Regions from separate parts of the Homo sapiens genome. Here region 1 is linked to region 2. Evidence: read pairs that join two places in POLR2A ChIA-PET (ENCODE). Cell type or tissue: GM12878. All regions are shown on one strand.

Region 1 (4,000 bases), 200 kb after region 2:
CAAACACAGGACAAAAAGCAGTGGAAGGAATTGCAGGAATCAAGATCTACATGTCCCTTTTAAAAGTCAATTCCTGGCTGGGGACGGTGGCTCACGCCTGTTATCTCAACACTCTGGGAGGCCAAGGCGGGCAAATCACCTGAGGTCGGGAGTTTGAGACCAGTCTGACCAACATGGAGAAACCCCTTCTCTACTAAAAAAAAAAAATTAGTCAGGCATGGTGGTGCATGCCTGTAATTCCAGCTACTCGGGAGGCTGAGGCATGAGAAACGCTTGAACCCAGGAGGCGGAGGTTGCAGTGAGCCGAGACCGTGCCATTGCACTCCAGCCTGGGAAACAAGAACAAAACTCCGTCTCAAAAAAAAAAAAAAAAAAAAAAAGAGTCAATTCCTATTACAAAGATCAAAGTAGTAATCCAGATTTTTATATAAAATCTGTCCATTTTCAAGCTTGTCAAAAAACGCTTTGGTGGCCCAGATGTGGTCACTGCATAGCCAGCAGGAGAGCCCTGATGCAAAACTCAAAACTTTTGGTTTCTCTGACAGACCTCTCAGCCATATGCCCTGTGCTTCACGTGTTCACTCGGCTCAGACAACTTTCTGGGGAGGATTTAGGGAGGCGCTACAGGGGCTGAGGCGGGGGCGTAGGGAAGCCACACCTTTGCACATGTCGCTGATGCGCTCCTTGAAGACGTTGTGGCCGTGGCTGTCGACGTGAGTGCGCAGGAAGTTCTTGAAGCGGTGGTGGATCTCCAGCCGGGGGCCCGCCATGCTCACCCACTCGCGCACAGAGTGGCCTTTGAGATCCTCCAGGTTCTCGATGCTCTCGATCATCTCCTCGTCCTCCTCGCCGTCCTCCGTGGCCCGCTCCACCTGGCGGCGCTTGCGGGCAGGGCGCTCCTCGTCCTCCTCATCGCTGTCTGGGGAGGCAAGAGACACCTGCTACTGCGGTCATCCCCAGCACCTTCTACTCCCCTCCCAGACTCCTTCCCAGCTTCCCAGTCCCTCGGGCAGGCAGACAACTGGACCTACCATACAGGAGCCCACGGCGCATGCGGCCCAGGCCCCGGCCAGCCTCCCGGTCACGCTGCCGCATGGCCCGCTCTGCTGCCTCCCTCTGACTGGCCGTCAGCTCCTCTACGTCCTCATCATCCAGAGCCAGTCCCTCGGCCTCATAGGCGTCCAGCTCTGGGATGGCGCGGTAGTCCCTGAGGGAGCACCAAAACAGATGTGGTTACTGCCAAAAAGGAAAACCCTAAGCACCAAACCCCATCCAGGAACTGGGCCTGTTCCCTAAGGTTCAGGAGCCCCATTGTGGGTAGGCTCAGCGCTTCCAGGTCAGAAACACAGAAGGCTCAGAAAAGATCTCCAATGGATGAACAAAACACGATCTGTCCATATGATGGACGATGAAGCCTTAAAATAGAAGGAAATTCTGCCACGTGCTGGCACATGGATGAACCTTGAGGACATGATTCTGAGTGAAAGAAGCCAGGCACAAAAGGACAAATCCTATATGGTTCCACTCACTGAGCGGTCAAATTCACAGAAACAGAAAGTAAAATGATGGTTGCTAGGTGCTGGGAAGAATGGGGAGTTAGTGTTTAACCGAGACAGTTTCAGTTTTCAAACTGAAAAGACTTTTGTGGATGGATGGCGGTGATGGCCGCACAACAATATGAATGTACTTAATGCCACTGAACCATACACATAAGAATGGTTAAGATGGCTGGGCATGGTGGTTCATGCCTATAATTCCAGCACTTTGGGAGGTGAAGGCAGGAGGATCACTTGAGCCCAGGAGTTCAAGAACAGCCTTAACATAGTGAGACCCCATCTGTATAAAAATAGAAAATGGCCGGGCACGGTGGCTCATGCCTGTAATCCCAGCACTTTGGGAGGCCAAGGCGGATGAATCACGAAGTCAAGAGATTGAGACCATCCTGGCGAACATGGTAAAACTCCATCTCTACTAAAAATACAAAAATTAGCTGGGCGTAGTGTCATGTGCCTCTAGTCCCAGCTACTCGAGAGGCTGAGGCAGGAGAATCGCTTGAACCCGGGAGGCAGAGGTTGCAGTGAGCAGAGATTGTGCCACTGCACTCCAGCCTGGTCGCAACAGAGTGAGACTCCGTCTCAAAAAAAACAAAAAGAAAAAAAAAATAACCCAGGCCTGGTGGCACATGCCTATAGTCCTAGCTACTCAGGAGGCTGAGCTGGGAGGATTGCTTGAGCGCAGGAGTTCAAGGCTGCAGTGAGCCACGTTCGTGCCACTGCATTCCAGCCTGGGTGACAGAGTAAGACCCTGTCTCAAAAAACTAGCAAACAAAACAAAACAAACAAACAAACAAAAGGGCTGGGTGCGGTGGCTCATGCCTGTAATCCTAGCACTTTGAACCAGGGAGGCAGAGGTTGCAGTGAGCCGAGATAGCACCACTGCACTCCAGCCTGGGCAACAAGAGTGAAACTCCGTCTCAAACAAACAAACAAACAAAAAAGGTTAAGATGGTAAATTTTGGGCCAGGGCAGTAGCTCATGCTTGTAATCCCAGCACTTTGGGAGGCTGAGGCGGGCGGATCACGAGGTCAGGAGATCGAGACCATCCTGGCTAACACGGTGAAACCCCGTCTCTACTAAAAATACAAAAATTACTTGGGCGCGGTGGTGGGCGCCTGTAGTCCCAGCTACTTGGGAAGCTGAGGCAGGAGAATCACTTTCGGAGGTTGCAGTGAGCCGAGATCACACCACTGCACTCCAGCCTGGCAACAGAGTGAGACTCTGTCTCAAAAAAAAAACAAAAGAAAAGGTAAATTTTGTTATGTGTATTTTACCACAATTACAAAAGGGGAGGTAGATCTCCAGACAGCTTCTATGCGCCCAATAAGAAAAAATAATTCAAGGAACCACAAAACATTAGACCAAAAGGCTTCAGAGAGCTGACCCAACTCCCCGTGAGGGCTGGAATTCTCCCTGTACTTTCCCCATCTCTGACTATGCCGCCTTCAACAACCTGATGTCCTGGCTTCCATGCACAGTCAGCCAAACCAGCCCTCTGAAATGGCCACCCACTGTCTCAACCCTTTGAGCTACTCTAAGACCATCAGACACACATTTTCCACATTATCTTCCTTCAGATACTGAAGAGAAGTAATGCCTTAATAAGGCACCCAGCGAGTGCAAAGCACTGTGCTCTCTTCCCTGCAGTGCTCTCTTCCCTGAGGAGGAGACACTGTCATTCCATCTGAAAGATGAGGAAATGGGTAGTTGAGGGGAAAATGTGATTTTTGCCTATGGTCGCTCTGTAGACCTGAGTGTCAAAATATAGTCCAAGCCCAGAGCTCCTTCCCCCATGCCATACTGCCTCCCCAAGACAATCCCCTTGAATTCTCCTTTTTTCAGGTTAAATGGTGACAAGAGAAACTGCTACTATTTTTCTGCAATAAACATTGTCAAACTACTGTCAGAACAAATCTTTTTATGCTGTTGATGCCCCAAGCAGAACCCAGCCAGGCAGATATCAGAGTTGACCAGGTCTGATTTCTTCCATGTTTTCGGGGAAAAGGTATCGGTCCCATTCTCCCTGGATCTCAAGTCACACAAAATGCCCTCAGCAAACTTCTAATTGGTTCATACAAAAAAAAAAAAAAAAAAAAGTTAAACTGGACTTCATCAAATTTCAAAACTTTTGCACTTCAAAAGAAAACATTAAAACCACGAAAAAGATAAGCCAGATTGAGGAGAAAATAACTGCAAATTACATATCTGATAGAGGACTTATATTCAGAATATGTAAAAAACCTCTTACAACTCAATAGTAAAAAGACAAGCAACCCAATTAAAAAGTGAGTCCAGGATTTCTCTGAAGATACACAGATAGCCAATCAAGCATACGAAAAGATGTTCAACATCATTAGCCATCAGGAATGAGATGCCACTTCACACCTGCAGGGATGGCCAGAATCAAAAAGACCAATGTTGGCAAGAACACGGAGGAGTGGAAC
Region 2 (4,000 bases):
TTACAGTCTAGTCCATTCAGAGCAACAGAGAAATTCCTGCAAAGGTTTTATGTGGCTAAATGTCTAGAATTGGACAAGGATCTCACCCTTTCACATCCGTACTTCTCTGTGGTTCCGTGGTGGATGCCCCAGCCTGCATGAAGTTGCTGTTGGTTTATCCTTTGCCTTGATGTCTTTTGTCCAAGACCATCTAGTCTCAGCAAGCCCCACAGGCCACCTGGCTCAAGGGCAGAGCCAGCACATCATGGGAGCATGCCAGGAATGAACTCTGTCATTGCAGAGTAAGGGTACTGTGCAGAGAACTGTGGCCATCCTCACTTCTTTCTTGCTGATTTTTGTCCTCAGGGATATCACTCATTAGTCTTTTTTTTTTTTATTGTTGTTTTAAGAGACAGGGCTTTGCTCTGTCACCCAGGCTAGAGTGTGTTGGCTCAATCATAGCTCACTGCAGTCTCCAACTCCTGGGCTCAGGTGATCCTCCCACCTCAGCCTCCTGAGTACCTGGGACTACAGGCACTTGCCACCATACCCAGACAATTTTTAAATTTTTTGCAGACACAGGATCTCACTATGTTGCCCAGGCATGTCACAAATTCCCAGGCTCAAATGATCCTATCTCCTCAGCCTCCAAAAGTGCTGGTATTCCAGGTGTGAGCCACCACACCTGGCCTCATGATTGGTCTTAATCAGACATGGCTCTCCCATTCTCCTCTCCCAGTGGCATTGCAGCTAGAGCTGGCTATAGGACTTGGTGATGGCTAATGAGACACAGAAGACGTTTCTGGAGGATATTAGCTCCATGATAAAAGGTAAGAGAGAGCAAGATGAGAAGATTGATCTCTCTCTCTGCCCCAATTCCCCTCACTCCCTACATTCTGCCTTTGTGGGCATAGTGCTTGCAGCTACAGTAGCCATCTTGTAGTCATGAGATGGCAAGGCTAACATGCTAACAGAGAGTGATGAAGAAAGCTGGGAAAATCTGGGTCCTTGATGGAACAGCTGAGCCAACCTTGGATCTGCCTATAAATATACCTTGATAATACAAAAATCCACACCGATGTGTCTCAACCACCAGGTATGTTCTGATTCTTTCAGCCAGATGGATCCAAATGATGGAAGATCCAAATGGTGGTGAGTGTTTGGGCTGCTGATGCTTGAACTGAGTCTAAAAATGGCCCAAGACAGATATGGAGGAGCATGAATGAGAAGGAGGAAAGGAATCCTAGGCACATGTCCAGACTAAGTAGAGGCACTGGAGGCAGGAATGAGCAGGAGAAGAGAGGCTGATGTTGGAGAATAGTGGGAGATGAGCTTGGAGCCTGAGTAGGCATTGGTTGGTTGCCTCCCCAGTATCCATTTCCTTCTTCCACCCACAGTGCCTTAAATTTAAGAGGCATCTCTCCTCTACTTTCAGCCCATGTGTTTCTGTTGGTGTTGACTCCACCCTGGTGAGAGGTTGATCTTGCAACAAGTTTAGCCTATCATCATTTTACATTCTCCCCAGCTACAGTGATTGGTTCAGGGATGGGCAAGTACCCAGTGCAAGTCAGTGATCAATAAGACTTCCCCTGGGACTTTTGGGAAGGAAACTGTCACTTTTCTCCTCTGAAGTTGACTCTAGAAGTGTGAACCCTGGGCACTCTGGCAACCATTTTAAGACTGCAAGGGGGAAGTCTGACCAAGAATGGAATCTACCTTAAGAAAGCAAAGCTAAGAAGTGTTGAAAGAGAAACCAGTTCCTGGTCATGTTGCCAGACCCCTTGAATCAAACCTAACAGTACTGAGCCTAACAATCACATAAACCAATAAGCATGGGAATCACTTTCTGTCACAACTGAAAGAATCATCATAGATCTGGAAATGGTCACATTGGGGGCTATGGTCATGTTGGAGGTTGTAGACAAAATTTTTGATAAGAAAGCTAGACTCTGGAGCAGAGAAAAAAAGAGTTTTCGTCCAGGCATGGTGGCTCACGCCTGTAATCTCAGCACTTTGGGAGGCCGAGGCGGGTGGATCACGAGGTCAGGAGATCGAGACCATCCTGACTAACATGGTGAAATCGCATCCCTACTAAAATACAAAAAATTAGCTGGGTATGGTGGTGGGCACCTGTAGTCCCAGCTACTCAGGAGGCTGAGGCAGGAGAATGGCGTGAACCCAGGAGGCGGAGCTTGCAGTGAGCCGAGATTACGCCACTGCACTCCAGCCTGGGCAACAGAGCGAGACTCCATCTCAAAAAAAAAAAAAAAAAAAAAAAAAAAAAGACTTTTCACAGCATGTCTAAATTAGCCAGAGTAGGGGTCAGAAAACATCATAAAATGAAGTTCTGAGTTCCTGCCCCTGTTCTTGTATGACTATGTCTTTAGTGGCCAAGAGACCTCCCTTCTCTCTTCTCATCACTGACAGAGTTACCAACCAGAGATTCACTTAATAAAATTATCTTTTAAAATGCAAATATCTTTTCACCTTAATACACTGAAAAAAGAAGAGCAAGTTAAGCCTAAAGCAAGCAGAAGGAAGAAAATCATAAAGATCAGAGCAGAAATTAGTGAAATAAAGAATAGGAAAACAATAGAGGAAATAAATCCAAAAGTTGGTTATTTGAAAATACCAATAAAATTGATAAATCTTCAGCTAGATTCATCAAGAAAAAAAGAGAGAAGACTTGAATTACTACAATCAGGAATGGAAGAGGTGATGTTACTACCAAATTTTCTAAAATAAAAAGGGTTATAAAGAAATACTATAAACAATTGTGTGCTAATAAATTTGATAACATAAATGAAATGAACAAATTTTAAGAAAGACCCAAACTTAGACTTAAAACAAGTAAAGACATTGAATTGGTAAGCAAAACAAAACCAAAACTAAAAAAACTACCAACAAAGAAAAACCCAGGCCCAGATGGTTTTGCTGTTGAAATCTACCAAACATGTAAAAAGAATTAATACCAATTCTCACAAACCTTTCCAAAAAATAGAGGAAAACACTTCCCAACTTATTCTAAGTGGTCATTATTACCCAGATAATAAAAGTAAACAAAGACATCACAAGAAAAGAAAACTAAAGGTCAGTATTTCTTATGAATAGAGATGCAAAAATACTTAACAAATACTAGCAAACTGAATCTGGCTAATTTTTGTATTTTTAGTAGAGATGGGATTTCATCATGTTAGCCAGGCTGGTCTCGAACTCCTGAGCTCAGGTGATCCACCCGCCTCGGCCTCCCAAAGTGCTGGGATTACAGGTGTGAGCCACCGCGCCTGGCCCTATCTACCTATTTATCCAGCCATCCATTCATTCATTCACCCATCCATCCACCAACTCACCCATTCATCCATTTACCCATCTACCCATCCATACATCCATTCATCCTTCCATCTATCCACCCACCCATACATCTACTCACACACCCACTCATCCATCCACCTACCATCTACCTATCCATACATTCATTTATCCTTCAGTCCATCCGTCCATCCATCCATCCATCCATCCATTCATTCGTTCATCCATCCACCCACCCCATACATCCACCCAGCCACCCATTCATCCACCCTTCCACCCATCCATTCACCAATCCACCCATCCATCCATTTATTCATTCATCCACCCATCCACACATTTACTTATCCATACATCCGTCAGTGTCATTCAGTAAATATTTACTGAGCACAAACTCTATGGCAGGCCTTGTGCTGGATCTTGGGTGACAGAGAAATCATTAAGACCCCATGGTCCCTGCCTTCCAAGGGCTCACAGCCCAAGGAGAACGGCAGGCAGGCAAGCCACTAGTGCATGTGCCAGGGTCTGGAGTCTAGACCGGGTGATTTGCCTGGAGAAGCTAGAGGGCTTCCCAGAGGAGAGGACCCTCACAGTCCCATGCTCATGCCCCACCTGGCCATTCAGTGCATTTAGAATTCTATGCACCAGAACAAAGATGGGCATTGTCAGGCTCTATCTCCACTGAGGCCCCAGCCAAGAATTGGGGAGACAGCCT

Evidence for each region. Peaks named below come from ENCODE experiments on the same cell type or tissue, not always from the same donor. Only the 100,000 strongest peaks of a DNase experiment are listed, where the experiment ranks them.
Region 1: POLR2A ChIA-PET joins it to region 2 with 6 read pairs; 2 of 35 experiments call an interaction of 5 or more read pairs at or near these places.

Annotation. Positions count from the first base shown.
Region 1 is chr3:127,601,815-127,605,814 of GRCh38, reverse strand. It overlaps MCM2 (minichromosome maintenance complex component 2), which reads right to left. Exons shown (of 16, transcript NM_004526.4): 3 at 1,032-1,207; 4 at 659-919. Among named protein-coding and RNA genes, the nearest start is that of MCM2, 5.4 kb to the right of the region's middle. In GM12878, no CTCF peak of the experiment used is centred here; a DNase peak (open chromatin) is centred at 1,599; H3K4me3 peaks cover 1,429 bases; H3K27ac peaks cover 286 bases.
Region 2 is chr3:127,806,014-127,810,013 of GRCh38, reverse strand. The region is part of intron 2 of MGLL (monoglyceride lipase); the gene reads left to right. Among named protein-coding and RNA genes, the nearest start is that of MGLL, 15 kb to the left of the region's middle. In GM12878, no CTCF peak of the experiment used is centred here; a DNase peak (open chromatin) is centred at 1,563; H3K4me3 peaks cover 289 bases; H3K27ac peaks cover 1,788 bases.